2 separate regions of the Homo sapiens genome follow, and region 2 is linked to region 1. A link is a loop called in an ENCODE intact Hi-C map of the cell type or tissue named here. Cell type or tissue: A673. All regions are shown on one strand. Each heading gives the region's core, and the rest is flanking DNA. Links, peaks and the distances in the headings are about the cores only.

Evidence for each region. A loop is a pair of places that touch in the nucleus more often than their neighbours do. Peaks named below come from ENCODE experiments on the same cell type or tissue, not always from the same donor. Only the 100,000 strongest peaks of a DNase experiment are listed, where the experiment ranks them.
Region 2: it touches region 1 in a loop (7-fold over the local background); 10 of 110 quality-filtered maps call a loop at or near these places.

What each region holds. Positions count from the first base shown.
Region 1 is chr2:78,343,839-78,359,975 of GRCh38, forward strand. No RefSeq gene overlaps it. Among named protein-coding and RNA genes, the nearest start is that of SNAR-H, 400 kb to the left of the region's middle. In A673, for the core only: a CTCF peak has its summit at 7,563 (motif pointing right); a DNase peak (open chromatin) is centred at 7,573.
Region 2 is chr2:78,971,692-78,987,828 of GRCh38, forward strand. No RefSeq gene overlaps it. Among named protein-coding and RNA genes, the nearest start is that of REG3G, 46 kb to the right of the region's middle. In A673, for the core only: a CTCF peak has its summit at 8,142 (motif pointing left); DNase peaks (open chromatin) are centred at 8,110 and 9,380; H3K27ac peaks cover 1,571 bases.

The DNA of each region.
Region 1 (16,137 bases), core at 5,063-10,062:
CATTTTCTTCATCCAGTTCACCACTGATGGGCTCCTAGGTTGATTCCATGTCTTTGGTGTTGTGAATATTGCTGCAATGAACATCTGAGTGCATGTCTCTTTTTGGTAGAATAGTTTATTTTCTTTTGGGTATATATGCAGCAATGGAATTGTTGGCTCCTATGGTAGTTCTAAGTTATTTAAGAAATCTCCAAACTGCTTTCCACAGTGGCTGAACCAATTTACATTCCCATCTATAGTATATAACTGTTTTCTTTTTCCCATAGTTTTGCCAGAATCTGTTCTTTTTTGGCTTTAATAATAGCCATTTTGACTGGTATGAGATGACATCTCCTTGTGGTTTTGATTTGCATTTCTTTGATGATTAGTGATACGGAGCACTTTTTCATGTTTTTTGGCTGCTTATATGTCTTCTTTTGAGAAGGGTCTCTTCATGATTTTATCCACTTTATAATGGGGTTATTTTTTATTTAACTTGTTTACTTGTTTAAGTTGCTTATACAATCTGAATACTAAACCTTTATCAGATGCATAGTTCCAAATATTTTCTCCCATTCTGTGGGTTGTCTGTTTATTCTGCTGAGAGTTTCTTTTGCTGTGAGAAGATCTTTAGTTTAATTAGGTCTCACTTTTCAATATTTGTTTTTGTTGCAATTGCTTTTGAGATCATAGTAATAAATTCTTCTAAAGGCCAATGTCCAGAATGCTGTTTCCTAGGTTTTCTTTTAGGATTCTTCTAGCTCGAAGTCTGATATTTAAAGTTTCAATCCACCTAGAGTTAATTTTTGTATATGGTGAAAGGTAGGAGTCTAGTTTCATTCTTCTGGATATGGCTAGACAGGTATCACAGCATCATTTCTTAAATAGGGAGTTCTTCTCCCATTGCTTATTTTTGTTAACTTTGTTGAAGATCACATGCTGTAGGTGTGTGGCTTATTTCTAGGTTCTCTATTATTTTCCATTGGTTTACATGTCTGTTTTTGTACCACTACGGTGCTGTTTTGGTTACTGTGGCCTTATATTATAATTTGAAGTGAGGTAATGTGTTGCATCAGCCTTTATTCTTTTTGCTCAGGATTGCCTTGGCTATTTGGTCTCTCTTTTGGTTCCGTATAAATTTTAACAAGTTTTTTTCTGATTCTGTGAAAAATGACATTGGTAGTTTAATAAGAATAGTATTGAATCTGTGGATTGATTTTTGCAGTATGGCCATTTTAATGATAATGATTCTTCCAATCTATAAGCATGAAATATTTTTCCATTTCTTTGTGTCATCTGTCATTTCTTTTAGAAATGTTTTGTAGTCTTCTTTGGAGAGATCTTCCACCTCCTTGGTTAGATGCATTCCTAGGTATTTTATATTTTTGTCACTATTGTAAATGGGATTGCATTCTTGATTTGGCTTTCAGCCTGAATGTTAAGTGCTGTATAGAAATGCTACTGATTTTTCAAAATGGCATAATGATTACTAACACCCACCTCTTTCCTTTAGTTTCTAGAATCTATTTCCAGACGCATTTTATTTTCTAATGAAGTGTCTTTGCTTTTCTTTCCTCCTCTATTTTCCTTGGCACTTGGTAAGCTCAAATGAAAATGAATGTATATTAATTCCAGAAAATTTCATTAAATAATTTACTTTGTAATTTCCTCTCCTCTCCTCTCCTCGGTTCTTTCATTTTGGAAACCCTATGGTGTAGAAATTGAGCTTTTGTCACTAATCATCCAATGTCCTAACCTTTTTGCTCTTACTATTCATACTTTTTTTGTTAATTATGTTTTACTTTGTGGAAGTTTAGTCAAAATTGAGAAAACAACTAGTGAATTTTTCATTCTTGCTATCAATTTTTAATTTTCTAGAACTCTTCATTGTTTTCTGAGTGTCTTCTTTATAACTTCAATTCATGTTTCATAAGTGAAATTTCTTTGTCTTATCTTTTGAGACTATTATCGTATGTTTAAAATGTTTTCTGGCTGGGCGCGGTGGCTCACGATTGTAATCCCAGCACTTTGGGAGCCAAGGCAGGTGGATCACGAGGTCAGGAGTTTGAGACCAGCCTGGCCAAGATGATGAAACCCTGTCTCTACTAAAAATACAAAAATTAGCCAGGTGCAGTGGTGGGCGCCTATAATCCCAGCTACTCGGGAGACTGAGGCAGAAGAATCACTTGAATCCGGGAGGTGGAGGTTGCAGTGAGCCGAGATTGCACCACTGCACTCTAGCCTGGGCAACAGAGCAAGACTTTGTCTCAAAAAAAAAAAAAAAGGTTTTCTTCTACTCATGTTGTTGTTTCTTTTCCTTTCTGATTTTCTTTTCTTCTTTCTATTTTTGATCTTTGCCTAATATTGAAGATGTTACTAAAAATCTGGGCTCTATGTCCCATTCTTATTTAAAAACAGGGCAATAATTAGTTGATTGTAAGTATGAGAGTATGGAGGGTATGGCTGACTGGTGAGCTTTTGCCATAAACAGTAGTCATTATAACAGATATGCCCAATGGTCAGCAAATGCTGGTGTTTCATTTTAGACTTGTCAGTTTTCTTGGAAGGCAATCATTTCATCTTTTTCCTAGAAGATAAAAGTCCTACACAGTATTTTTGAAGTGCAGAGAGTATTTTCTGTAGGATGCTACCATTTACCTTGCACGTTTTCCATAAATCCCCATTTTCAGTATGGCTGTTCATGAGAAACTCTAGTTTAATATCTCTATACTAGAAGACATACCTGAAGTTTTCTACTGGAGTTTAGGGAGGCAAGGTAGCATAGTTCTGTGGCAGGGGAAGAAGATCTGTCAATTGAAGAGCCTCAGATAGACATTCAAGTTTTTATTATCATTACTCATATCCTTATTAGAAGTATTTATGTTTCTGCCCTTGGATTTTTCTAGGATTGTGGACTTACTGTTGTAGGCTTGAGGTTCAGATTTCTCCAGTCTGCTAAATGAGAAAACTGCAGTCTACTTTGCATTCGAGCTTCCAAAATTTTATTGTAGAATGTTATTTGTATATTATGTTTGTCATTATTTTATTCACTTTTGGTTGTTGCTAAGTTTTTACTGTTCTATTATTTTAGAAGAATTTCTTACATATAAGGCAACAAGAGTTTGGACTCAATACACCATTCTTAAACAAAAATCTTATCACCTCAATGTAATTTTAAAAACAAGTATTAGAAATTAATTACCATGTTTTGAGTACTTGCAATATTGTATAACTATCTAATGTAATATCAGATGTATTATTTAATTTGACCTTTATTATAAGCCCTGCAAATTACCATTATTGTAGTATTTGACAGTTGAAGAAATCATAGATGATAAAGAATTTGACCATAAGTCTGTCTGACTCAGGTCTTTTCTTTCTTATTTTTTCGTTTCTTATTCTTTCTTTCTTTCTTTATTTTGAAATAAAGTCTCGTTCTGTCTGCCAGGTGGGAGTGCAGTAGTACAATCACTGCAGCCTTGACTTCCTAGGCTTAAGCGGTCCTCCTACTTCTGCCTCCTAAGTAGTGAGGCTACAGGCATGTACCACCACACCTGGTTAATTGTTTCTAGTTTTTGTAGCTAGGGGGTCTTACTATGTCACCTAGGCTGGTCTCAAACTCCTGAGCTCAAGTGATTCACACCCCTCAGCTTCCCAAAGTGATGAGATTACAGGTGTGAGCCACCATGGTTGGTGACTCAAGCCTTCTCTAAAATTAAAAGCTGATACTTCCTTAAAAGCTTGTAATCCCTAACCTAACCATTTTTACAAGATATAGTGAGAGGTATCTTATGCTAAAAATATACAAGCAAAGCTAGAGGTTTATATGTCCATGGGAAATCACAGGTAGAATAGATTGAATCTAAATACAAAAGGGGACTGGGGAGTTCTTCCTAAATGTGATCTAAGCATAATATTTCAAAGGCCATGTAGATGATTAGATTACCCTCAACATTAAATATCAGACTAATTTAGCCTTTAAGATACACATTAAATATCATCTTCATAAACTCATTTCTCAAACTGAAATAACTTTCTCACTTTTTGAATATTCATGCTATTTTATATTTTTCTATTGATCAGTTTGAATTTGTACTTTCTTTCAAAACCACTAATACCTTGTACAGCATATACCTAAATGGTTGCCAAATATTTAAACAGCAAACTTTCTATTGTCATAATTGGAGGTCCTTAGTTATACAACAGAACTTGATATAGACTTGTGAATAACTTTATTATTCAGGCCTCAAATCTATGTGCATTCTCAGTATAAGCATCTAACCTCTCATAACATGGTCAAAGATATTAATCTATTTAGATGTTAGGATGTTAGGAACTTGGTAGAAGGTTTTTGTTTTTGTTTTTGTTTTCAGAGCACTCTAGGAAGCAGTAAATGTGCCTGGCATTTCAATGTGCATAAATCTGTGAAACATATAATAATAATATTTGGAACTGAAGATATAGAAATAGATGACAATTATTCATTTAACCTTTGAGTTTTCAGCAACTTGAGAATGACAGACAAATTAATTTATGAGTTCAGATGCAGAAGGTTAAGCATCTGACATAGACTAATGTGAACATTCAAAGATCAATAGAGCATCACTAGCTGAAATAATAAAATCAGAAGATTCAAATCAGATTCAGACCTAAGCTATTCCCATTACTTGTGCTGGAATTGTGGTAATTATATCTGTACATAACTTGTACTTTGTTACAGTTAAAATATATATTTTGAATATGTCTGTATGTATGTTATACATATATTACAATATATAATATTTTATAATCATCTTTATATATAATTATTTGATTGAATTTATAAAGTTCTGAGCAAAGAAATAAGTTAAAGAGAAGTACTTAAGTGAGCTTCAGTTAACATACAATTACATCAACCTCCTGATGTGCAGGTAAAGGTAGATGTTACGACTTACAGAATATTACCTTAGCAAGGTCAGTCCTTTTGTCATTGTTTTTGAAGTTGTACCTACAAGAAAAAGAGTATGCAATGGAATGCATACAAAGCAGAAAAATGTACAAATACACACACTTATTATGCCTGATATATATGTACATTTTAAGAAATATAGCAGAGAATGTTCACTATAAATGTCTCACCTTACACATACTTCTCTCTTTAACAAGAAATGACCACATTATTATTTCATATTAAATCTGATGAGTCCAGGAATTTCATAAATTACCAAGTCCACAAATGAATCTTACAAGTGAATAACCAAGTAAATCTAATTATGTATATACAAGAAATATGTATGAAGAACCATATTCATGTGAGAAACTCACAGTAGAAATAAATAAAAATTATTTTTATTTACAGGAGTATAAAACTAGAGGGAAATCAGACAAAGCAGACAATTTGAAGTAAAATAGAAGTCTATTTTAAGACTAAAGTAATAAATGTTAAGGCTGAAGTAATAAAAAGACATCTTGTTGGAAGTGAACTGGAGTGAGAATAATATTAGATAAATCATAGTCAAGATTTTAGGCTATAGAAAATACCTGGCGTGATTGCTATGCAGCATAATCAATTGTTTTTTTCTTCAGAGATAGGATCTTGCTCTGTCTCCCAGGCTGGAGTGCAGTATTGCAATCATAGCTCACTGTAATTTTGAACACCTAGGCTCAAGTGAACCTCTCACTTCAGCCTCTCAAGTAGCCAGAACTACAGGTGCACCCCACCATATGCGACTAATTTTTTTTTTTTTTTTTTTTTTTGAGACAGGGTCTTGTCATGTTCCTTATACTGGTCTTGAACTCCTGACCTCAAGTGATCCTCTCACCATGGCCTGCCAAAGCAATGGGATTATAGGCATAAACCACTGCACCTAGTTGAAAATACTGTTATTTAAACATAAATTAATGCATTCACTTCTTCAATATGAAGATGGGGTAGAGCAGTGAGTTTATTTCAGTAGTTGTTGGCTTTTTTACTTAAGAGATTTTAAAACATTTGTTTAAAAAAAAATCAGCAAACGTGTTAGTGTGGAAGAGATTTCAGCGGAATTTACAACTGATTTTAATAAAGTAACAAATTTTTATTACCTTCTATGAACCGAGACTTGACTTTGGTGGAAAGGAGCCTCTGAATTTGAGGAAAAGAAGGATAATTTAAGTCACAGTACCAATAACAACAAAATACTTTTTTTAAAAAAAGTATAAGCATGATTGAAGTAGGCCTGAACAAAATGTTGTCAGGTAGGAGCCCCACATCAATGAGGGACAAACTGATGAGACATTAATGTAGGTAAAATACACTATTACTCCAGAATCTTCAAGACACAAAGGCACGGGATTGCACAATGTACATAATGCCACTTTGAATAGCAGATATAATTGGGTATGGGGAGATAAATGTGGGATTCTCAACATAAGTTCTTTAGGACCAAAAAAGTACTCAGAGAGGTAATTCAAATAAAAAGTTTTGACAAAGTGCTGGAGACATACTGTTAAATTAGTTGTGAGTCAGAGTATACAAAAGAAGCACCAAAGTTGACACATTTTAGAATTTTGGCCATGAAAGGAAATAAAGACAATTATGCTTGAGGTAAAAAGTTTCTTGTTGCTTCTTGCTTGCTTTTTTGGTTGGCTGGCTTGATTTGTTTTCAACTGTGGAGGAGACATTTTTAAAGCAGAAAAAAAAAAGACATCAAGTGAAAGGCAAATGATTGAAAAGTCTGGAAAGAGAATGTGTAATTGATAGAGCAAGTTCCCTGAAGAGATAGTTGGAGGTGGGGTCAAGAGACTAGGCAGAAAGTTTAGCCTTAGAAAGAGGAAGGTTATATGAATGAGGGCTTACTTTGGGGTTGAGAGGGAAATGACTACAGTGGTAAATAAGGCGGAATCAGGATGACTGTCATTTCAGTAAGAATTTATTGAACGCATAACTTTGTTCTCAGCACTATTGGCACTGTACAAATTCCAGGGAAGACTTCAGAGAAATCGAAGATGCATTATGCCCTTAAAGTGTTTTCTAGTTATAATCTCAACCTTTTGGAGAGTTGAAATGGTAGAGATGAGAGAAGTTATGGTTATTCGGAAGAGATCATAATTCAGATATTTGATTCAGTAGATGCAAGAAAAGAAAAATTGTTCTGAAAAGTAAAGGTCTTAAGGAAAACTTAGCCTTAAAAATAGTCTAACAGGGAGAGAGAGCTTTACTTTTCATATTATTTACGTCTTATATCTTATAAAGTCAAGGAATATGACAGGGCTTTTCAGATGAATAGCCCTTTTTCCTCTCAAATCAAAATTTTCCATTTTGGAATAGATAACATATAAAGTAAACATAAAATGATGGTAACGTGGGACTTTTCTAATTTCTATAGCATGACAAAAATGAATACTGGACCAAAGGTATCTTGTGTCTTTTGCTTTTTAATAATAGAGTTTACATCATAATTGTGTAAGGTAAAACTACATGTATATACAAATATTTGCATCTTTTCTAAAAGAAATAGATGTAAACATATTTGTCGCATTTTATTACGGACCTTAGCCTCACTACTCTCATTTATATTAAAATTTAAATATAGTAACCTTGTAAGACTCACTTAAAGCCACCAGATGTCACTGTTTTAGATATGATACCTCCATCACTATTCATATGCCCTAGGTATAAAGAAATTACTAAACTTTCTAGTAAAATTATTTTCAAGCAAAATCATGACAAGCATAATTATGTTAGAATCTTATTAAAGGTCACCCCCAAAACTGTACGTGATACTTATACACATATGTCAGGAAAATATCCTCTGGGACATTATGGTTATACGATCATCTCAATTTTAATAGCTTTATAGTCAGGGATTCCATCTCATTCTTTGCCTTTTTTTTTTTTTTTTTTTTTTTTGAGATAGGGTCTCACTTTGTCACCTAGGCTGGAGTGCAGTGGTGCTATCAGAGCTCACTGCAGCCTTGACTTCCCCTGCCTCCAATGCTCCAGTGATCCTCCCACCTCAGCCCTCTAAGTAGCTGGGACTGCAGGTATGCACCACCACGCTGACTAATTTTTTTAATGTTTTGTAGAGATGAGGTCTCACTATATTTCTCAGGCTGGTCTTGAACTCTTGGGCTCAAGCTATCCTCCCAACTTGGCCTCCCAAAATGTGTCTTTTATCTTAGAGACTATTTATAATAATTAGTTCATTGTACGTAATTAACAAACACTTTAAAATACTAGAATATTAGAGTTGGAAACCATTTTAAGGACTGTTCAGAACAATTCACTCTTTTACACATAGTAAACATAAAGGAGAGAGATACATGACTGTTCTAAAGGCAAAGAGATATGAAAATGAAAATATTCAGCTAGTTAATATTCTTGACTATTTTTCTTATATAATATCACTTAATGATAAATTACTTTTTATGAGAACTGTAACGTGTGACCACAAGAAAATAAGATAAAGACAGTTAAAACATTTATAGATGTCATTAATATTTTTCAAAGTTCATAAATATGGCTTAAAGAGATGTATTTCTCATTTTTTATTATGAAAAAACTATATAGAACAAGAAGGAAAAATGTACAAAACTAGAAAAGACAAAGATATTGAGCATGGTTAACATTTTGTTCTATATAATTCTTGTAATTTTTCAGGATTTTATATATATATATACATTACTTAGGTGGTTGTAACATTCATATACATAACATACACTGTTTAAATATCTACTTTTGCTAAATAACAATATGACTACTTGCTCATGTTACCAATCTGGTCAAACCATCAACATCTCAGCCTCCTACCATTGACTAACTTATTCTATCAGGTAGGTAATTGTCTTTGGTCTTGCCATCAGCTGGGGAAATTGGTGTCTATGAGAATTGCCGAGCCAATGCTTTAAATGGAACTATTCAATTCCGGTAAACATTACTTCCATTCTACTCATTCACATGATCATATTTTGAGTCATTAGATAATCCTAAAATGTCTAAATCCAAAATATCAAATTCAGACATCTATTTTCTAAACGCGTCTTTCCACACATCCATCCATCACCCATTTGTTCTGAAGCAGCTAGGTCATCCAAGCAAGGGGGTTGCTCATTCCCTGATCTCTGCCTTTCTCCGAGTCAAACTCTCCTATTTTAATGTCCATGCCTACATTTGGAACATTGGTTTATACAAAGCTTAACAACCCTTGTGTGAATATACAACTTTTTGCCCTATTTCTCTTTTCTTTATATTCACCAGCAAACTTCTAGCCCTGGATCAACTTATTTGTCAGACACTCCATCTATGATTTCTCAAGATTCTGGAGAAAAGCAAGCAACCATGCACACTGGGTAACAACAACTTGATGGCCTACAGTTAGAGTTGAGCTGGGAATGTAGTATTTCAATATTTGTATGGTCTTTGGGTCATTTTCATCTCTTTCTATCCAGAGAAATATTTCAAACCGCCCTTGTGGATTGACACTGTGTCTCTCTCTCAAAAAAAACAGTAGACTGAAAAAAAAAAAAAAATGAGATCACTTCCTGAGACTGCCATGCTAATTCCCTATGTAAGTAGGTCAGAAAAGGGAAGATACTGGGCAGACAGTTAAAAGCTATTTTCTTGATGAGTTCTCAGTCCTACTGCTTGAGAATGATTCATCATGACTCTCAGTTCTTCCCTTCTAGGACCTTGGCTCTAACTTCTTAAATTATCCATGATTTTTCATAAAAAATTATTTTGTATTTGCAGCTAAGTTGTTTTCTCAACTGTCTTCATGCCCATAGAAGTCTGGGGACTCAAAGTTCTCTTTTCATTTTGTAATATCTCTTTCCCTTAAGTCCTACAGTTGGGCAAAATCATCTAACACAAAGGCTATTTTACAATAGTGTTGAATATGTTGTGTAATTTATTGAATACCATACTGAAAATGAAAAACAAAATGGTTTTATGGGGATCAGAGTACAATTCTACGGAATATGTTTCACTTTCATACCATCATAAAGCTGAAAAATCACAAGTTGAACCCTCAAGGAGTCAGAGACCATCTTTAATTTTGAGACAGTTTTGAAAACCTAGACTAAACATGGGAAAAGTGAAAATACACTAACTGGATTCTACTAACAAGAAATTGACCCAGATAGTAATGCATAGAAAAACCAATAAAATATATGAGAGGTTTTAAAAGGCAATGGGAAATTATTAACACATTTTTTAATAAATTATGGGAGGAGTTTCAAGAAAAAATAAAGGTAATGGCAGATTAAACACTCAAAGATCCAATAACTAAGAATATCTGAATTGATAAAAAATGAGTTCATAGATGGAATATTTATTAAAAGTGCCAACAAAGATGTATGAAAATAAACTCATACCTAGATAAAAAGGAGTGAAACTGCGAGTATCAATGTTAGACAGAAAATATTGAAACTACCTGAAAAAAGCAAAATGATATATAAAGACACAATATTAGGCTAATTACAGAATAATCACAGAATAATAACAGAATAAACAATTCCAGATACAAAAAAAATGAGTATTGTCTTCAAAATGTTGAATGAAAGTAACTATCACTTCAAATTATATATTCAGCCAAATGTATTAATCAAGGTGCATATTTTCAGACATAAAAAAGCTAACAAAATGTATTACCTTCAAAACCTTGATGAAGTATTTAGTGTAGAATATATTTATAGAGAATAAAAAATGAAGACAGAAAGATAAAATGAGAAATTAAAAACAACATGTGAAAATAAATTCAATATAACACACTAAATCTATTTATTGACTACAGAAATGTATTTTGTGTTTATAAAGCGGAAATTACAATTTTATATATCACAAACTCTAGGATGGGGAATTCATGGAATAAATAAGCTGTATTAAAGTACATGACTAGGTTTGTGTACAAAGTCAAAGGAAACCAGAGTAAAAATAAAGGAGATGTGTGAATAAAGAATATAAAGGCAAGAAGAGAAAAAAAAGATATGATAAAAATGTATGGCAAAATGAAAATTATGACTTAGTGTGGTGATATTTCTTAAGTGAGCACAGTGTTTCTTTTCTTTTTAAATATTTAATAGACATGTATGCCTCTTTATGTTTTCCCTCTGGCTTTAAAACGACTTCATTGAGACTTGAGTAAGTTAATAAAGACTTTGTAAAAGGTTTGGGAATGGCAGTCTTTCCTGATCATAATGCAACTTAATTAGATGTCAGTCACTCTTTTTAAAAGACTGCTTTTGGCTTTTAAAAGCTGGGGTTGAAAATTGACTCAGCATTATGCTAGTACTGTTTTGTGTATGTGTCAACAACTTCTTCCAACATTCCCTATAGTTCGCTGAGATCTCCTGAATCTATGTCCCATACATTTTCTGTTCAGTCCTTAACTTTAATATCTCCCATCTACTTAATTTGGCTTTACAACAATAATGTTTCACATGTTTGAAATCCTATTCTTCCATATTGTTGTTTCAGACTCCATAGGCAGGATGAGTAATTTAAACGCAACCTAACTAAAGGACATATATTCTACCTCAAATTCTGTAATAAACTCAGTGTGTGTGTGTGTGTGTGTGTGTGTATTTGACTTAGGAGCCCTGATATTTAAATGAATGAATTCTGAATCTATAAATGTCCAGACAGAAATGGGTAGTGATCCACATGATTTAGTAAAGCCTCAAATGATTCTACTGTTTTCAGAACTCCTATTTTATTATCAACTGCAATGTAATGTGTAAAATAAGTGTACAAGTCATTATCTAACTCCAATAGATGACCCCAGATCTTCAAGAAATGCATTATATTATTCTCCAAAGCATGTGACTGAATTGAAGCTGCCTAGATATGAGTTAAAAACAGAAAACAGCAGTAACTTTACAAATTTTGAGAGATAGCAGAGTGGCAAGATAATTGGATTTGGGATTATAAAACATGTCACCCCCACTCTGCCAGTTAGCTGTTGTGGACATTGAATAAAATCCCCTGAACCTTGGTTTCCTAACTTATATAGTGAAATACTGGCAATACCTACTTTGTGTTTCTCAGTTTTGCTGAGAAGGTCAACTGAGAGAACATGAATGAAAATATTTTGTCAACGAGACATTAATAGTAGCATAGTGGGAAAGAGTGAATGCTAAGAGTGAATGCTATGGACTCAGGCTCCTTGTTTTACAAAGCAGCTCAACCACTCTGATCAGGGCAAGAGACACAACCTCTTTAGGAGCTGGGCTTCTTGTGTAAATGTACTTACCTTAAAGAATCAGTGAGGTCATGGACTGAAAAATTGAAAACTTTCATATCAAGTACTAGATGTGTACCCTGGAAAGCACTCTGTGGCCAGGCATGGCAATGTGAGGGCAACTTGCACATAATAGCTGTACTGTGCGTGCTCAACTTGGGCACCAGGCCAAGGACTCCTCTCCATTTACGTTGACAGACATGTGTGTGTGTTGATCTGCTTTTTATATTTCCTTGCATCACAGTGGTTTGGCCTGAGAGTCAGGTTTGTGAATTAATGTAGGGGGAGATAAATAGAGCTTTGTCATGTTTAGTCTAAGACTGCTTAGGAGTTTAGCATATGAAGAAGTCCCAGATGGTTCAACCTGCTTAACGTAGCTTTATCTCAGACTTCGGAGCCAAAAACTCCAGCTAATAATGTATCATTTTGCATTGCTTGGATAATATATCTATCATCCCCCAAAACTGTACAGGAGGTTTCTTATTTTGAAATGGAATTTGTATATTCTAAACTTCTCCTGGCAAAGCTAGAGAAGGGACATATATATAGTCCCTTGAAAAGAACTCATTATCTGGACTCCTGGAAACTCCTGTACTTCTCACATTCATTTCTCTCTCCTGAAACTCTCTTCTCTCCCTAAACTCATTGTTTGGTGTCTGGTGAGATCCTCTCTTAGTTTCCAAGATGTCATCTTATTGCTGTGTCCTCACATGGCAGAAGGGGCCAATGCTGTGTCTCCAAGAAGATCATAGGAGCTAGCTAGTTCCCTGCACCTCTTTCAAGAGGGAACTAATTCGTTCATGAGGGTTGAGGCCTCGTGATTCAATCACCACCTAACGGACCCCTCAATTGCCTTAATACAATTGCCTTGGGGATTAAGTTTTTGACATAAGAATTTTAGACAGATAAATACATTCAAACTATAGCAAACATTACACAGTACTCCTATTTAAGCTTTTGTATTGGGCTTCAGGGACACACCTGCCAGTTGCCTGCCAATAACATTTACATCCTCATTCTTTAATTACAGAATCTACAACTTATTTAGAAATGCAAAAACCTAGCTAAAAGACGGCATTTCTGTGCTTCACCAGCAGCAACGTATGGCATGAAACTACCTTCAGACCAATGAGATCTAAGCAGAAATGTGTGGGATTTGGGGAAAACCCACATGCAAGACACTAAGTTGGGAAGTGTGCTATTGTGTTTCTCCTACATTCTTCTTTCTGCCACTCTAGATCCCAGAACAGTTAGAGCTTCCTCAGTTATCTGTGAGCATCAAATAACTTTTAAGATGGCAGCCAGTGCTAGACTAGTGTAGTGAAACAGAAATGAAGTCGCCTGATTTCCGCAGAGCTGCTAAATAACCCAAGTTTCACTTTACTTTTTTTGTAAGAGACAAAATAAAGCTAATATTATTTGGGGGCTAATGTTAACTAAATTAAAGCATACACAATTCCCTTATTTATTTTGTCTCCACGTCTTGTATTTCCAAAACAACATATCTCTCATTAGAGAAACTCCGTATGGCAACTTAGCTTTTGGTAGGATTCTTCCTAAATGAATTTCTCAATACCCATCATCATTACTCTCATATTTAAATTTTAAAATATTCTCTAAGTTTAGCTTAACATCTCATTTCTGGTCTTAAGTACTTGAAGGAGACAGCAAAGCTGGAAAAGGGAGAAGGGCCTTATACCTTCCTGCCCGCTTTCTGTTTTAGTCAGTAACCCAGAAAAGGTTTTTTCTCATCATGCAAAATTATTGTTTTATTTCCAACATTTCTTTGGTATACTCTCATAACCAGTCTCATTACTTTCCCCAGTATTACACTAAACCCTTGGGCAGATGTGTGTGTTGTGTGTGCATGTTGGGGGTTGGAGTTGGGAAGAGCACAATACAGCAAATTGCAACTTAATAAACACACAGCAGATTCTGATGCACACCCAAGTTTGCACACTCAAGTGTCCAGCCCTGGACAATGATTTCTTCCATTTTTTTTCTTTATATACATCTGCTTAACATTTTCTAGACTTTTCTTTAACTCTACCCAGTGTTATAAAAAGCCTGAGAGGTACGGCTATTTTCAGGAAGTTTCTGGAATCCTGGTCACATTTCATCTTGCTGTTTGCTTTTAGAATTTCTGGATGGATAGGACTCAGAGATTTCCTTTTATTTCACCCTTCATATCATTCTTCAAATTACCCATCTTTCTCTCTTGCGTTGATTCTCTTATTTCCCAGACCCTCATTTTACTGGATCATAAAATCATACAACCTTCTGAAAAATAGTACATAGGTGGTATTTTTGAGACATTGAATATTTTAAAAGTCTTAATTTTACCTTACATATGTGTAATTATTTTAAAAACTCTCAAATTCTAAGTTAGAAATATCCTTTATATTTTATGCTAAAAGGGAATATTACTTTTGAAAAGCCCAATGCAACTCTCCTTACTGAATGTTTGAAAGTAACTCTTTTATCCCTTCCCTTTCTTTCTGCTGTTTCTTTCTTTCTCTCTCTCTCTCGATAGATCTTCTATATATCTCTCTCTATAAATATTTAGAAGACATATAGAGATATATAGGGAGAAGATATATAAATATATATTTATATATAAATATATGGTGTATATGTTCTATAGGCTATATATAAATTATATCTTCTATATATCTATATTTATATATAGTACATATATCTTCAATATATATCTATATAGAGATATACAGAAGATGTATCCATATATATACATATATCTTCTAGAATCTCATAATGGTATATTTGGGGATTCTATTTTTAGTTATTGTCTTGAGTCTTTTGAAGATCCTACTGAAGACCCATACTCTTCTGTTATAGAATTTTTTTGTTGCATATTTTGTGATAATTTTATCATCTTCATTTTCTCTGTTCTTTGTTCAAGCCTATCTATTTACATGAGGTTAGCCTTCTTTGATTGGATTTTTAGAGTTTTTGCTCATATTGTCAATGTTTGTTACTAGGGCTTTTCTACCTTCTGTGAGATAGAGATTGCTTAAAATTCCAGCACTTCTGTGTTTTTGGGTATGGGTTCAAATTTTTAATTGAAAAAATATTACTCTTGTTCTTTGAATATTCCAGATTATAGTGCTTGTTTCTTTTTGGAGACTTCCTGATGTTTTTGTAGAGAGCAGTGTGCCTTTAGGTTTTCTGATGATTCACTAATTTTCTCTACTTTATTGTTTTTTCCTTGTATTTATTCTAAGACCTTATTTTCCCAGTTAGATGCCTCACTCAAATGTAACTTACTCTTTTTTTTTCCTTTGGATTTAATAATGGATCACTAAAAATGAAATCAGGTGATGTTTATATGAGTAGCGTTTGTTGACTTTCTTTCCTCATCATATGTGAATTAACTAGACATCAGGTGTTTTTTATTCATTTATTTATTTATTTATTTACTTTATTCTTTTGAGACAGAGTCTTGCTCTGTCACCCACGCTAGAGTGCAATGGCGTGATCTCGGCTCACTGCAACTTCCGCCTGCCTAGTTCAAGCGATTCTCCTGCCTCAGCCTTCTGAGTAGCTAGGATTACAGGCACCCACCATCATGCCAGCTAATTTTTTTTTTTTTTTGTATTTTTGTACAGACAGGATTTCACCATGTTCTCCAAGATGGTCTTGAACTCCTGACCTCGGGTGATCCGCCCACCTTGGCCTCCCAAATTGCTGGGATTACAGGTGTGAGCCTCCGTGCCTGGCCATGTCTGGTATTTTAATGGGAAACCACTAAACATTAATACCTGGCTACTCACTTTTTTCCACCAATGAAACTTCCAATTTCCAGTTTTGCACACTGCACCATGGGACATGGAGACTTCCTGATGTTTTTGTAGAGAGCAGTGTGCTTTTAGGTTTTCTGATGATTCACTAATTTTCTCTACTTTATTGTTTTTTCCTTGTATTTATTCTAAGACCTTATTTT
Region 2 (16,137 bases), core at 5,211-10,210, 630 kb after region 1:
TAAAGACATTTGATTTTTATATAAAAAACCTTCTCATGAAACAATGCTTGACTAATATGGCTTCTTTGGTGAATTGTATATACATTAAAAAAATACCATAATACCAATAGTATACAAACTCTATTGAAAAATACATGAAGGAATACTTTACAATTCATTTAGTAAAGTCAGTATTATCTTAATACCCAAAGGCACAATTAAAAAGAAACTATAGTTTCCTATCTCTCATAAATATAGATATATACAAAAAAATTCTTAAGAAAATGCTAACAACTTGAATTTAGTGATATGTTAAAAACATAATACATCATGACTTAGTGGGACTTATACCAGGTATCTAAAACTAGTTTGATATTTGAAAGTTATCAACGTAATTCACCATACTAAAAGAATAAATAGAAAGACCACCTAATTATTTTAACAGATGTAGAAAAGAATCTAACAAAATTCATTGTGAATTCATAACAAAAACTCTAGAAAAGTAGGAGTAGAAAAGAATGTCACCTGGTAAATATGATCTAAAAAAAACTATAGCTAACAGAATACATAATAGTGAAAGACTGAAAAAAATGAAGAAGGAAACAAGGACATCCACCCTCATTATTCTACTCAGGATAATATTTTAAAAATTACACTAAAAATTACAAAGCATTGTTGAAAAAAAATTAAGGTTGTAAATAAACATATAAATACACCATGTTCATGAACTGACAGACTTATTATTGTTAAGATTTCAATTCTCCCCAAATTGATTCACATATTCAACAAAATCCCAGTCAAAAATCTCAGAAGGTTTGTGTAAACAATGATGAGCTAAAATGTATATAAAAATGAAAATGACCTAAAATAGGTAAAGCAATTTTGGAAAAGAGAACAAAATTGGAGGACTCACACTAGCTAATTTCAAAACTTACCATAATGCTACAGAAGTCAAGACTACCTGAATATAGGTATATGTATAGAAATTGAACTGGACACATATAGTCAAGAAAGGCATCCCAAAATTTCAATTGATAAATGATAATCTTCTAATCAACTGTTGCTCTATAAACTTAGAGAAAAAGTAAACTCTGATTCTTACCTTATACCATACACAAAATCTACCTCAAAATAGATTATAGTGCTATTTCTAAGAGCTCAAAAAATAAAAAGTAAAAAAAAAAAATACATAGAAGAAAGTATCCATCAACTTAGTATAGGGAAATACTTGTTAGACCTCACACAAAAGACAAACAAACAAACAGGAATCATTTAAAAAATATTGAAAATTCCAAGTTCATAAGAGCTAAAAAAGTTTTTTCCTTAGACAAAACCATTAAGAAGTAGGTAAGACAGAAATTGGGCAAAACATTTGCTTTACATCTCTGACAAGGAACCTACAGCTTCTTTGACAATACAAAAGAATAGACAGGAAGTTAGTTCAACTTTACAATGAGAAGATACATAACCCAGAATTAAGAAATAGACAAAACATATTAACAGACATTCCATCAAAAAAAAGATAAGCAAATGACTATTAAGAACATGAAAAAATGCTCAACTTCCTTAATTACAATGGAAATGCAAATTAAATTCATAATGAAAGACCTCTACAAACTTACTTAAATGAATTAATTTTTAAAATTATAAATATCAAGTGTGGCAATGATGTAGTGCAATTGGTAATCTCATACATTGCACCATCTCATACATAGTGGACATGTAATTTAGTACAAATATTTTCAAAAATAGTTTAGCTATGCCTTATAAAGTTAAACATACATGTAAAATATGACTCAGCAATCCCATTTCAAAGTGCTTACCTTAGAGAAATAAAAACATAGATCAACACAAATACTTGAACACTTTATTCATAATAATAAAAAACTGGAAATTACCTAAGTTTATCAGCAGGTGAATGGATAAGACATGGTGGTAAATTCATACACTGCAATACTATTCAGTAATAAAAAAGGAACAAACTGTTAATACACACAAATGCATGAATAAGAGCCAAAATATTATGCCAGGTGGAAGAAGACAGATACAATTGAACACATATGCTCTGATTCCACTTATGTGAAGTTCTAGAATATGCAAAATTAAGCTACAGCGACTGAAAAATAGATTACCGGCTGCCTAAGGCTGAAGATAAGGGTCAGATAGACGAATAAGAGGCATGTGGGAAATAATCAGGTAATAGAAATGTTCTATATCTTTCCTGGAACAGTGGTTACATGGATGGCTAGTGGTTACACAGATGTATATATCTGTCAATCTCATTAAACTATTCACATAGAATAGGTCTGTTTTTATAACTTTAGACAAGTTGCCCATTAGTCACAAGTATGCTTGAGCCACTATGTTTGCAAACAGACATTTTTTTTTTTTTTTTTTTTTTTTTTGAGACGGAGTCTCGCTCTGTCGCCCAGGCTGGAGTGCAGTGGCGCAATCTCGGCTCACTGCAAGCTCCGCCTCCCGGGTTCACGCCATTCTCCTGCCTCAGCCTCCCAAGTAGCTGGGACTACAGGCGCCCGCCACTACGCCCGGCTACTTTTTTGTATTTTTAGTAGAGACGGGGTTTCACCGTTTTAGCCGGGATGGTCTCGATCTCCTGACCTCGTGATCCGCCCGCCTCGGCCTCCCAAAGTGCTGGGATTACAGGCGTGAGCCACCGCGCCCGGCCGACATGTTTTAATTATGGTAAAATATACACAACAGTTACTATTTTAACAATTTTGAAATAAACAGTTCTGTGGCATCAAGTACATTCACATTGCTGTGAGATTATCACAGCGATCCACCTCCAGAACTTCTACATCTTTTCCAACTAACACTCTGTACCTGTTAAATACTGACTCCCCTTTCTCCCCTTTCCCCATCCCCTGGCAACCACCATTCTCCTTTCTTCCTCCAAGAATTTGATTACTTAACGTACCTCATAGAAGTGGAATCATACAACGTTGTCCTTTTATGACTGGCTTATTTCACTTAGGATAATTTCTTCAAGGCTCATCCATATTGTAGCATGTGCCAGTTTTCTTTTTTTAAGGCTCAGTAATATTCATTACACACACACACACACACACACACACACACCCCACATTTTGTTTATCCATTCATCTGTGCATGGACATATGGGTGGCTTCTACTTTTTGTGTATTGTAAATAATGCTGCTGTGTACATGGGTGTACAAACACCTGTTTGAGTATATCATATTTCATTTTCTTATAAATCCGGAAATGAAATTGCCAAATCATATGGTAATTCTATTTTGAATATATTGGGGAATTGCCATACTGTTTTCCGTAGTGGCTATACCACCAGAAATACACAAATGTTCTAATTTCTCCACATCTTTACCAAATTCAAATACATTTATATATGTATAGATATTATATACATGTAAATATATTATGCATACTTATATATCTATGTATAGTTCCTATTCTTATGGGCTTGAGGTAGTATCTACTTGTGATTTTGATTTGCATTTCAGGTGTTTAGCATCTTTTCATTATTGGCTATTTTGTGTATATTTTTTAGAAAAATATACATTCAGATCATTTGCCCGTATTTTAAGTTGGTTTGTCTGAGCTTTTTGTTGTTGAGTTGTTGAGTTGTAGGAGTCCTTTATATATTCTGGATATCAATTCCTTGTCAGATATATGATTGACAAATATTTTCTCCCATTCCGTGGATTGTCTTTGGGTTGCCTTTTCACTCAGTTTGAGTGTCCTTTGATGCACAGAATATTTCAATTTTATCCAACTTACCTATTTTTTTTATTTTGTTGCCTGTGCTTTTGATATCACATCCAAGATGTCATTGCCAAATAAAATGTTATAAAGTTTTTACCTTATGTCTTCTTTTAAGAATTTAATAGTTTTGGGTTTTGTATATGGGCCTTCCTTCCATTGTGAGTTAATTTGTGCATATGGTGTAAGGTAAAAATCCAACTTTTTTATGTGTGAATATCTAGATTTTCTGATGCCATTTGTTGCAGAAAAAGACTACACTTTCTTCATCATATTTTTGGCAGTCTTGTTGAAAATCACTTGACTATATATGCAAGGGTATATTTCTGGATCTGTATTCTATTTCACTGGCTTATGTGTCTGCTTTTATATCAGTACCACGGTGTTCTGATTACCATAGCCTTATAGTAAGTTTGAAAGCAGGAAGTATAAGATATCCAACTTCATTTTTTTTTCCAAGATTGTTTTGGCTATTCAGGGTTCCTTGAAATTCTATATGAATTTTAGGATGGATTTTTCTATTTCTGAAAGAAAAGTCATCAAGATTTCTATAGAGATTATATGAATCTGTAGGTCTTCATGTGGTATTCACAATTTACCAATATTAGTCTTTCAGTCCATGAACATGGAATGTAGTCCTAATTATTTGTGTTTTCTTTAACTGCTTTCAGCAGTGTTTTGTAGTTTTTAATGTACAGGTCTTTTTCCTCTTTGGTTAGGTTTATTCCTAAGTATTTTACCCTTGTTGATGCTATTATAAATTGAATTGTTTACTTAATTTTTTCTAATTATTTTCTTAGTTTCAAATTGTTCATTGTCACAATATAGAAACACAAGATTTTGTGTCTTGAATTTGCATCGTGCAAATTTGCTGAATTTGTTTATTTATTGATTTATTTATTATTTCTAACAGTTTTTCTGTAATATCTTGGGGTTTTTTAAATATAAAATGTGTTATCTGCAAACAAAAATAATTTTATTTCTTCCTTTCCAATGTAAATACTTTTTATTTTTTTTCCTTGCCTAATTGCTCTGGCTAGGACTTCCAGTACTATGTTGAAAAGAAGTGTCAAAAGCAAATCATCCTTATCTTGCTTCTTAGAGGAAAAGCTTTATAGAATGAGTTAGAAAGCATTTCTTCCTCTTCAAATTTTTGCAACAGTTTGAGAAATATTGGTAGTAATTCTTAAATATTTGGTAGAATTCACCAGTAAAGTAATTTAATATTGGACTTTTCTCTCTTGAAAGGTTTTGGTTATTAATTCAGTCTTTTTAGTAGTTTTAGGTCTATGTCTATTTAGCTTTTCTATTTTTTCATGATTCAGTCTCAGTAGGTTGTATGTTTCTAGGAATTTGTCCATTTCATCTAAATTATTCAATTTGGGTGTACAATTATTCATAGTACACTCTTAAGATTATTTTTATATTTCTGTAAAATCATCCCCTCTTTCATTCCTGATTGTAATTCAAATCTTCTTTCCTCTTAGACAATCTAGCTAAAGTTTATCAAATGTGTTGATCTTTTCAAAGAACCAGCTCTTGGTTTTGTTGATGTTCCCTATTGTTTCTCTATTTTCCATTTTTATTTATTCTCTCTAATCTTTGTTATCTTGAAAATATGTTTGTATAATATAAAATTATATCTCAATATAATTCATTTTTAAAGTTAAGAAATTACCACGTTGTCATTCAATAACTGTACCTAGCTCAGGTTTTGTAAAATACTGTGTGTGAGTGCGTGAGCGAATGAATGAAAGAACAAGTGAGTGAGCAACTGGCCTGCCATTAAAAAATAGGACCGTTTCTCCCTCTCTTCTCAATGGCAAGCCGTTTTCAAGTGGCCTTGCCTCATTGGTTAATATAACTGTTATTGTTTTATATTAAGCAACTATTAAATGGCATGTACTACTCTAGATGCTTCACAAACTTAACATTCCCTCATCCAATCCTCTTTAACGCTGATGTTATTATCCTCACTTTGCACATAGGCAGAAAAATGAGATCTGATGTGATATGTAAGCTCAAGTGACTAATGTATGCCAGTATCAAGAATCAAATTCACTCCTGTCTGATTCTAAAGCTATATATTTTTCCATTCTACCTTTTCTGATTTTGGTATTTCAAGGAATAAAATACCTAGTATATGACTTAGTCTCAGGATTTAGAGAGATAGATACAGGTTACTTTTTGTGATGCAGATTTATGACAAGATTCCCAGAAATGTAGTATAACACATAAGTGTGACCTTATGAGCAGAAAAATCACCTTAGTTTCACTAGTCCACCCTGTTTGGGAACTAGGAAACTTTCAGTGTTACTCAACACAGTAAATTAACCACCGATGGCCCACTTCCTCTTTCTTTACCTAGAAAAAATACTTCCTCAAAAAGAGACTTCTACTGTGCGTGATGATGGTTGCCATTCAACATGCAATTCCTTTGTTGGGAGGAGTTAGCTCTAAGCTACTCCATTGGTGACTGAATTTTAACACGCCAGTCCACATATGACTGCCTATATAATCTAAGTCACTCTGGTTTTGCTATCCCAGGATCCACCTTCTACACAGTGCACACTGCATGAATTATAGAAACTAGACTATGGGAAAGTTGACAGTTGCTTCATTTCTCCAGAAAAGCCACATGCCTGCAGCTGTCAAGGGTAGCCCGACCAATGTACCAGGTCACTAGTTCAACACTTGTGGAGAGTTGAGGGCACTGATCCCCATTCTAAAAGATTCTCAACATAGAGAACTAGAAAATATCAGTCTTAAGAGAGTATTATCAATGTTCCCTGAAGGGATTCATTCTATTTTTGTAAACCCCAACTGGTTTCTTAAATATTTAATCCATCATGCAATCAGAATAGTTGTAATCACCTATCATCAAACTGGAAGAAAATATTATTTTTTACACAAAGAGATCATTGTTTCTTAAAAGCAGTAAATGATACATGCCTGATAAGCAAAAATAATACATTTGTTCAGAGGATTAAGCACTTTGAGATGGATTGTTCAGAGAAAGTTTTGTGGGAAGATTCCAATGTAAAATGGGACTGGGGAAAGCACAACATGAAAGGCAGAGTAGTATTTACAAAGACAAAGGAGGAGCCAACCTTTGATGCTGGTCCTCTAATCCTTACACATTCCTCCCTGCTCAGGGCTTAAAGACTTCTAAAAACTGACTCTTGCTTCTCTCTGCAAGTGTGAGACACAAATTTCTACCACCATTTACTAGCCAAGTGATTCAGGCAACTCATGCAACCCCTCTGCACTTCAGGTGATGAATATATGAAAAGATAATCACATCTGCTAGCAGCTGGGGATTGAAGGACTGTGCGTACAAAAGAAAAAAGCACAGTGCCTGGAATACAGAAACCAGTCAACAAAAGCATTTCCTTTCCCTTGACCTGTTCAGAACTTTTTTTTTCTTTTTTCTTTTTTTTTTTTTTTTGAGATGGAGTCTCTCTTTCTCACCCAGGCTGGAGTGTAGTGGCGTGATCTCAGCTCACTGCAACCTCCGCCTCTGGTGTTCAAGTGATTCTCCTGCCTCAGCGTCCTGAGTAGCTGGGATTACAGGCACCCGCCACCAAGCCAGGCTAATTTTGTATTTTTAGTAGAGATAGGGTTTCACCGTTTTGGCCAGGCTGGTCTCGAACTCCTGACTGCAGGTGATCTGCCTGCCTCAGCCTCCCAAAGTGCTGGGATTACAGGCGTGAGCCACCGTGCCCGGCCGAACTTTTCTTTGCCTAATACCAATGCATTGTAAACGTATGGGAAAAAAGATTAATTGGGTTGCAAGGAGACTTGAGTGCTAGTCTTGCCTTTACCACATAATGAGCTGGGTGGTCTGGGGTGGATAATTTTGGTTTGCCATTGTTGCTTTCTCTTTGAAATGAAGAGGATAGCCAGGAACTCCAAGATTCCTTCCAGCTTATTCATTCATGTCTTTGCATTGCTGAGCATCACCCCAGGGATGTTTTATCATCTCAGGCAGTGAGGAATTGGGATCCCTTGTGTTCCCCTAGCACCCTTTCTATTAACCCGAGAGTGTGCTGGAGGATACTGCTTTTCTGGAGAGCACACACTTCATATTGGGCGACTGTGACACAGGCATCTGAGTGGTCTCTGGCAGGACTTTGCAATATCCGCCCTGGGAAATGGCAAGGGCACCCGAGGACCTGTGAGCTGGCAGGGCCGTGTCACCCCAAAAGACAAGGACTCTGAGAGGAGGTACTTCACCAACACTCTACAGCTGTGTGAAGAAAAAAAGAAAATGGTTGATGAATTTCCACTTTCCACAGAGTAAAGAAATATTTTTATGTTATTTGTTTCCAGCCTGAGCGGGGGGCTTTTCATGCATGACCAAGGAACTCTCCTCCCACAGGTGGGGATACACTGCCACCTGCTGGTCCTCTGCTTCTTTACACAAAGGAACACCTTCCCAAACCAAAGCAATGGTGACTTTCTCGGACAGCATACTTAGATATATCAGAAAATATTGATAGTTACTAACCTATTAATTGTGAATGTCTGATTAAATGTTGAGGGTCTTGTAGAGTTAAATTTCAAGATAATTCCTCTGTGTATACTCAAGCTCACGCAACTAAAAGAGATCTTGACTAAAATTGGCAGCCAAGATTCTTAAGGCTTCCTTCAGCAATTCAATAATTCACTTACGTGTACAAGGAATCTTTCAACATGTGGAAGTATTTTCAATACATTATATCATGTGGGGTTGTTAAAAAAGCTTTATACTTGGAACTTACTACTTAGTATTTGTATATATGCCACATGAAAATAATAAAACTGCATTCTTGTTCAACACTTTTGGCATTGGTATTCTCAGTGATTCAGATTTTCCCTCATTAATCCGCATCATTAGTCTGTGTGATTAATCTTTTACTATTGGAATGGTGCAGAGGTTAAAAGTTAATATGGATATAAATGGAACAAGCTCAGTAATTTTATCAACAAAGTGATTTGAGGCTAAGAGTTCAGGAACATTTTATTTGAAGTGGCTTTTGTGTTTCACTCTCACAGATGGTGTTCTTTGATTCTGGAACCTCAAATTGTTTTAACACATCCCACCATCCCAATGTTCAGTGTATGTGATTGATATGTGTGTCTACCCTGGCAAATAATACTTAAGAGTGAAATGCCAATCTTCCCTTTTCAACCTGAAGTTTGGTCCACAATAAAAATGGCATATAGATTATTATGTAAGCAAATCATTTAGTTCCACATTGTCTTAAACGTTTCCATTTTGAAGCTAGATTTTGGCTTTGGCTTTGCATAAAAAAGGGTCCACTGAAATGTTATGTTTGGCTCTAGGGGGTGCGGATTATTCCATCCCTACAGCAAGAAGAAAAAAAATCATGACATTTCTAGCCAACAAGGCTTTTAAAAATATTGATATCCAGTCTCCGATCACCCTACTTCATAAGCCTAATGGGAGATGAAACGGAACTTACCCGTCTTCAACTTCCCCTCCCCTTTGTGTGCTCTTCCCCTCTCTTTCAAGTACAGTATTCTCCAAAGTTATTGAACCTTAAAGTCAGACTGATAGATGCTTCTGACATGGTGAGAGGGGACCAGCTCTTTCAACCATGTCACATGACAGGAAATCCCACTTCCTCCAGAGAGAAACCTCCATGTGTCCCAACAAGACAAGAACACTCTCAGTGGATGGTCAGGCTACCCATGGGACTCATTTGGTACATATTGCACGTACTCATATTAATCTTCTGATGTGCACCAGCTCCTTATTTTCAAGACTAGGCTGCATGCTCTGGTTTGGGAGGCAGTGCAGTGGGACGAAAGTACTCCCAGCTTTGGAGACATGAACATGGGGTTCCATGCCCCTTCTGTTACTTATTGTCTTTACGGTCCTGGAGAAATAACTTAGCCCCTTTAAGCCTCCATTTCCTCATTCATAAAATTAGGATCACATTACCCACCTCACACAGTTATTGAATGCACAGCAATAACTTTGGTTATATGCCAAGCACTGTCTAAACACCTTATATGAATTAGCTTACCTGATGACCACAACAACCTCTTTAGGATCATCTTCCCCATTTCACGGATAAGGAACCGAGACAAAGGACAGATTAAGTCATTTCCCCCAAGGTCTCAATGCTCAGATATGATAAAGCCTCATATCAAAGCAGGTCTGGCTCCAGAGTTAGAGCTCATCTTGTGACATGGACTCTCAGCCCAGATAACGCCTGGCAATTAGTATATGAGAAATAAATCACAAGCATTTTGTTAGCCAAGCACACAGACCAAGTTTGTGACTTTGCCATCACTCTTGGACATTGTGTTCTATACACAGAGGGCTTTAGGCATTATGTGTTGCTTGCTCATTTTAATACATTTTCCAATAACACGTGTATGCATATGCCTTTAACCCAAGAGTTTCCTTGGGTTGCTGTCACAAAGTACCACTAATGCTGAATGGTTTAAAACAATTGAAATGTATTGTCTCACAGTTTGGGAGGCTGGGAAGTCTGAAATCGAGGTGTTGTCAGGGTCATGTTCACTCTGAAGCTTGGTGGTTTGTGGGCAATCTTTGGCATTCCTTGGTTTGTAAATGCTTCACTCCAATCCTCTGTCATCTGTGTCTGTCTTCACATGGATGTATTCTTATAAGGACACTAGTCATATTGGGTCAGGGGTCCACCCTACTTCATTATGAGCTCATCTTAACTAATTACATCTGCAATGACCTTATCTCCAAAAAGGTCATGTTCTGAGGTATTAGGAGTTGTGACTTTAACATATCTTTGTGGGGAGACACAGTTGAACCCATAAAAAGAGCCATCTCCCCTAGCCATATCTGGATGATCTTAAGCAACTGAAACCAGAAGATAATGAATCAGATAAACCTGAGTTTAAGCTAAATGTGTGTTTTAGGGAAAGATAATGCAGTGACTAAGGTTCAGTTTACTTATCTGTTAAATGAGGATATTTACAGCACCTGCCACAGAGAGTTGATATGATCTTTAAATAAAAAAAAAAAAAAGATACATGAAACACTGAGCACCATGCTTGGCACATGGTAACCCCACAGTCCTACTAGTTGCAGGGGATACATTATGCCTAGTGTCATTGTTTGGAAGCACCTCTACTGAAATTGCTATATCCCCAGCTTTTCTTCCAGCCTCCTTCTGCTCTCCTTTGAAAGACAGTGAACACCCGCCTACCCATAACAGAGTCAGAATAATCACTCTGATTTAAAAGTTAGAAGTTTCACTAGGTTAGCATTTTCCTTGGAGATTTAGCATCCCAGGCTAAGTCAACTTTGCCTCTCATCATTGTCAAATCTGGCTTCTGAACACCCCACCGTGTGAAACAGGAATTGGCTGCAGCATGAAGGTATTGCTGGAGCAATTGCAAGGCAAAGGAAGTGAAAGAAAAAAAAAAACAAAACAAACCAGTGGCTTCAGCTACGTCTGCTGCAGAAGCCAGCCGATGAAAATTAACCCAGCTCTTTAATCACAATCTTCTATCCCAGAATTTTCAGCTGAGAGAAATGATAATCATTTGGTTCATTGATTCTGGGATTAATCACTGAAGTTAATCTTGGCATGTATTGATTCCATTTCTGCTGGCTGTAACTAAAGTGTTCAAATTACTTATTCCAACTCTGACAAGAATAGGTTCCCAAAACAAAGGAAGTCAAAGATGAGCTATTACACCTGACAGCTCTGCACAGCACCCAGTGACAGCACTGACTACCCATCCTTCGGCAAGATGGGCCCCTAATAGGGAAGAATCAAGCACCTGTTCTTGCTATTATACACTGGTGTTTTATAAAGTTGATCCATCAGTGTCTAGAAGAAATGGAGGTGGTTTTATCTTGAAGAATCTGAACTCAAAATCTGGCTGCACAGACAAGCAAATTATGTAGGCAACACAGTAGAACAGGCCGATTTCACCAACTTGACTTTTATCAGAAAACACCAGTATTTGTTACCTTGCAATCCTCCAGAGTTTCCTGGTGCTGACCATTTGCCAGCATAAGCTTCATTGCAAAGCACAATTTGCAAAATAACATGGTGCATTCACCCCTTCCTTAACCTGTGAACTTCAGGCATGATAGTTACAATGAAATATCTTTTATTGAGTATACTTTTGTATGGCATGCTAAAAGAGACAGAGGGGACTTCTATCTTGGTGTTACAGTTGACTAGGTATTCTAAGTGGCCCTGTCACTATAGTACACCTAAATCTTAGGAAGGATACTGACTGCATTTGTAGCTCGGCTGGTTTTAAGAATGTAGGGAAAGCTTCAAAACCTATAAATAGTAAACAGGAACTAGAGGGATAAAAACAATGGGTGTGTGAGTGAGGGATTTAACAATAATACAGGACAGAACTAAAATACTGGACAAAAAGAGTATGTAAATAAGGAAGGAGAACCATTCTAAGTGCCTTATATTAATACAAATGGGGGATTCAGTTCTTGTTTAACTTACGTTTTCTCAACCTCGCACCAATGAAATTTGGAGCTAGCCCATTCTTTGTTGTGAGGGACTGCCCTGCACACTGTAGGATGTTTAACAGGATCTCTGTCCTCTATCCACTACATGGAAGTTGCAGAAAAATGTTTCCAGACATTACCCAACATACCTTGGGGACAAAATCACCACCCCCACTTAAGACGACTAATTTAATTTGACACTTTTTAAGCTAAACATATATGTTAAAATTTCAAAGATAATCAATCAAAGAAATATCCTATATACATTCCATACAAATTGAGAGAAAATTCTATAAAGCAAGAAACGAAAAAACAAAAAAAAAATCTTAACCCAAACAAGGCAAAATGCATACAAAAATGGAACAACTATATATCAGAAAGATGGCAGAAAGCAAGTTCAAATATATCCAGCATAACATCGAGTTCCACTTCCAAAAAGGTGACATGCAGAGCTCTATGGACTCACTTTCCAGCAAAGCAGTCATAACTGGGGAAATTTACATAATGAGAAGCATTTTAAGTCTCTGAAAATTGTACTATGGGCATACAGCAAATAAAAACCACTTTTAAAAAAATCTACTAAATCAGAGTAAAAATAAAAATAAGATATGTGGCACTTGAGTCATGATCTGCTTCCTCCCTCACCCCCACGCTGATAAGTGGCATACTTGACTCTTCATTCTTTGTACACCACTCATCATCACGCTCAGCACGATGGAATCACAGGGAATTGGAAAGTGTGTCAAATAACACCTTGAGGATGCAATCGGCCAAATCAAGAATCGTAGAAATTTTCAGAACAAACGGCATTATTTCTCCAACATATAAATGGCAAGAAAAAAAGAGGAAGAAAACGCCCTGATTTCCCTTCCTCGCCAATATTGTTGCAAGAAATGTGATTCCATTCTCAACTGCCAGGAAAGAATACTGAACTTTGTCTAAGCCTGTCCACCCAATCCTTTTCCCTCACTCCTACGAGTGGTCCACAGGTGATCATGTGATCCAAGGCTTCCAAACAAATAGAACAAATAAATTTCAAACCTTTTTCTGGGAAATGTAAGTCAATGATACACTCTATTCACTCAGACATTTCAGTACACACATGTAAGAGTTCAAACTGCTGAAAATGTTTTAACCATAATAAAAGTAAATCTGAGAGATAAGCTAATAAGCATAGAAAAATGGACAGGGCAACAGCTTCACAAAAGAAAGAAGCTGAGATCTTGAACAAACTGTTCCAAAACCCTATAAGATAACTCTTTATAGCTCAGTTAGCTACTATTTTCCTTTTATTTCAAAGCCAATTTGACTGGAGCTGTTCTATAACTTGCAGAAATACCACCACAGCATTTTAACATAGGTAAAGCCACAGCATTTAGCCACAGCATTTAACGTAGGTAAAAGTCTCTGGAAACAAAGGCACTGGGCTTAAAATTGTTAGGCAATGCCACCTCTTCAAGGAATAGATCAAAAATGAAGGGTCTCTGTCAGAATCTGTTTCATAGAAAAAAAAGAAAAGAATGAAAAGTCAAGTACACCACTTATCAGACACCAGTGTTCCTGATTAAGTCACCCATTATTTTTAAGGAAGAAGAAAATAACAAGCATTCAAAGGCATGAAAACAACTAAGTAAAGAGTTAAACCAGTTGCCAGGTGCATTTCATTTATTTTTAACCAATGTATGTGTTTGATAACTTTTAGGTCTTTGGTACTCCTTATGACTGTTAAGTTATTGTTTCCACTTTTCTGATAGGTTTTTATTCCTGTTTTCAGATTAATTCAACTGTTCAAGTCAATGAATAGATATTGCTTTCCTACTGTGAGGAAGTCAGCACTGCTCAAAAGTGCTGATGGCTCAAAAACAAACATGACTGGTCTCTTCCCTAAGGAACTCATGGGTTAGAAGAGCACACAGACACCATATCAAAACTATCCTCAAACTGTATTCTAACTTCCACGAAAGAGTTACATACAGAGGAGAAGAGTTGGAGATCCTGACTGATACATCACTCAAGACTCATAGTTTATGCAATTATTTTTCCATAAATTGAGCCATCAGCCTATCCCAACAAAAAGCAGTAGGAAAAAATATGACACAGATTACATACCACTTTCCATTTGGACAAGAGAAGCCTGCCTGCGCTTCTCATGTTAGACATCTTATTTGCCAAAACATTTATTTTAAAAGAGGGGAGAAAAAGAAAAGACAGCAACATAAAAATTTGCCTGCATGTCCAAGTTTCCTCTTATCAATAACCTCTGAAAATTTGGACGAAATTTTTATGCTTGCCTCAAACCCTGCCATATTTTCAGTTTCTAAGTCTTGGTTTTGGTTTCTGGTCTCCTCAGATCAGAAGATATCTCATTCTTATACTTTCATGAGATCTAGTAATAATACTAAATTCCATGCCGTCTTCTGACAAAGAGCCGGACTTGGATATGTATTTCAACTCCTCTATATTTGTCTTTTCAAGACACTTCTCAATGATCACTTAATAATCTGTTTTGCAGAGTGTAGTCCATTTTCACACTGCTGATGAAAATATACCTGAGACTGGGAAGAAAAAGAGGTTTAATTGGACTTACAGTTCCACGTGGCTGGGCAGGCCTCAGAATCATGGCATGAGGCGAAAGACACTTCTTACATGGTGGCAGCAACAGAAAAATGAGGAAAGAGCAAAACCAGAAACCCCTGATAAGCCCATGAGATCTCGTGAGACTTATTCATTATCACGAGAATAACATGGGAAAGACCAGTCCCCATGATTCAATTACCTCCCCCTGTGTCCCTCCCACAACACGTGGGAATTCTGGGAAATACAATTCAAGTTGAGACTTAGTTGGGGACACAGCCAAACTATATCACAGAGCTTGAGCAATTGATTCATTGTTAAGATTTGCTAATAATTCAATTTTATGTGTGTTTTATAATTTCCTATTCTACCTAAGTGTCCTCTCCCTAATATATTCTAAAATATTCTTTTTCAAACTTTTCATTTTATATCACAGCCCTATACAAACACACACACACATATGCACACATACATGCACACACACAAAATGAAAATATCATAGAACAGTTGCTGTTACTACTCTAATATTTGCTGTCTTATTCAATGTTTTAAAATTCTGGTTGCAAACAACCAAACTGATTTCTCCACCTGTAATGTTTGGACAACACAGCTCTAAAGAGTTTAATGAACTGTATAACTGTGGAAATCTCTTCCAAGATTCTAGTTTCCAATTTCAATTTGGTTATTTCTATTCTTTAATGTTTTCTGTTATTAACTGAGAGGTATATGAGACATCCTCAAATATTATCTAAGACCTCTCTCAAATAAAAGAATGATGTCATAGTACTGGGTCTTCCTTATGGTAAAACATTTATATATAACTATGCATATAACAAAATTTAGTTCATTCTATTAATTTTCTAGAAATGATTTTGATAATTGTAAGTTATTTGTTATTTCCAGTTTGTCACAATATTAATTCACTGCCCTTTGCTTTTTAATAATTAACATTGCTAGTTTTCTGCTTGCTTTTCCTCAATGCCCACACATCATTACTGACATGGATTTGGAATCCAGTGAGTGATCTTCATTTTCGTAATTATCACCTACAATCACAAAACATTGCTATCATAAATTTAATTTACAAATATTATAGAAATTCTCTCATCCACAAAGTTGTTGACCTTTTCTTTCTAATTTCATCGAACTACATGTATATACAGTCAATAAATCTGAGAAAGTGCACACAATGAAATATTCATTAGAAACCCAAGTAGTTTGCCAGACTTTGGTTTGTAACCATATGGTCCATGATCTCTAAATTCTTTAGCATTGTAACCTTCATGCAAATTCTAATATTCTATCCAAAGAAATCTGCCAATCCATATCTAAATTAAATTTAA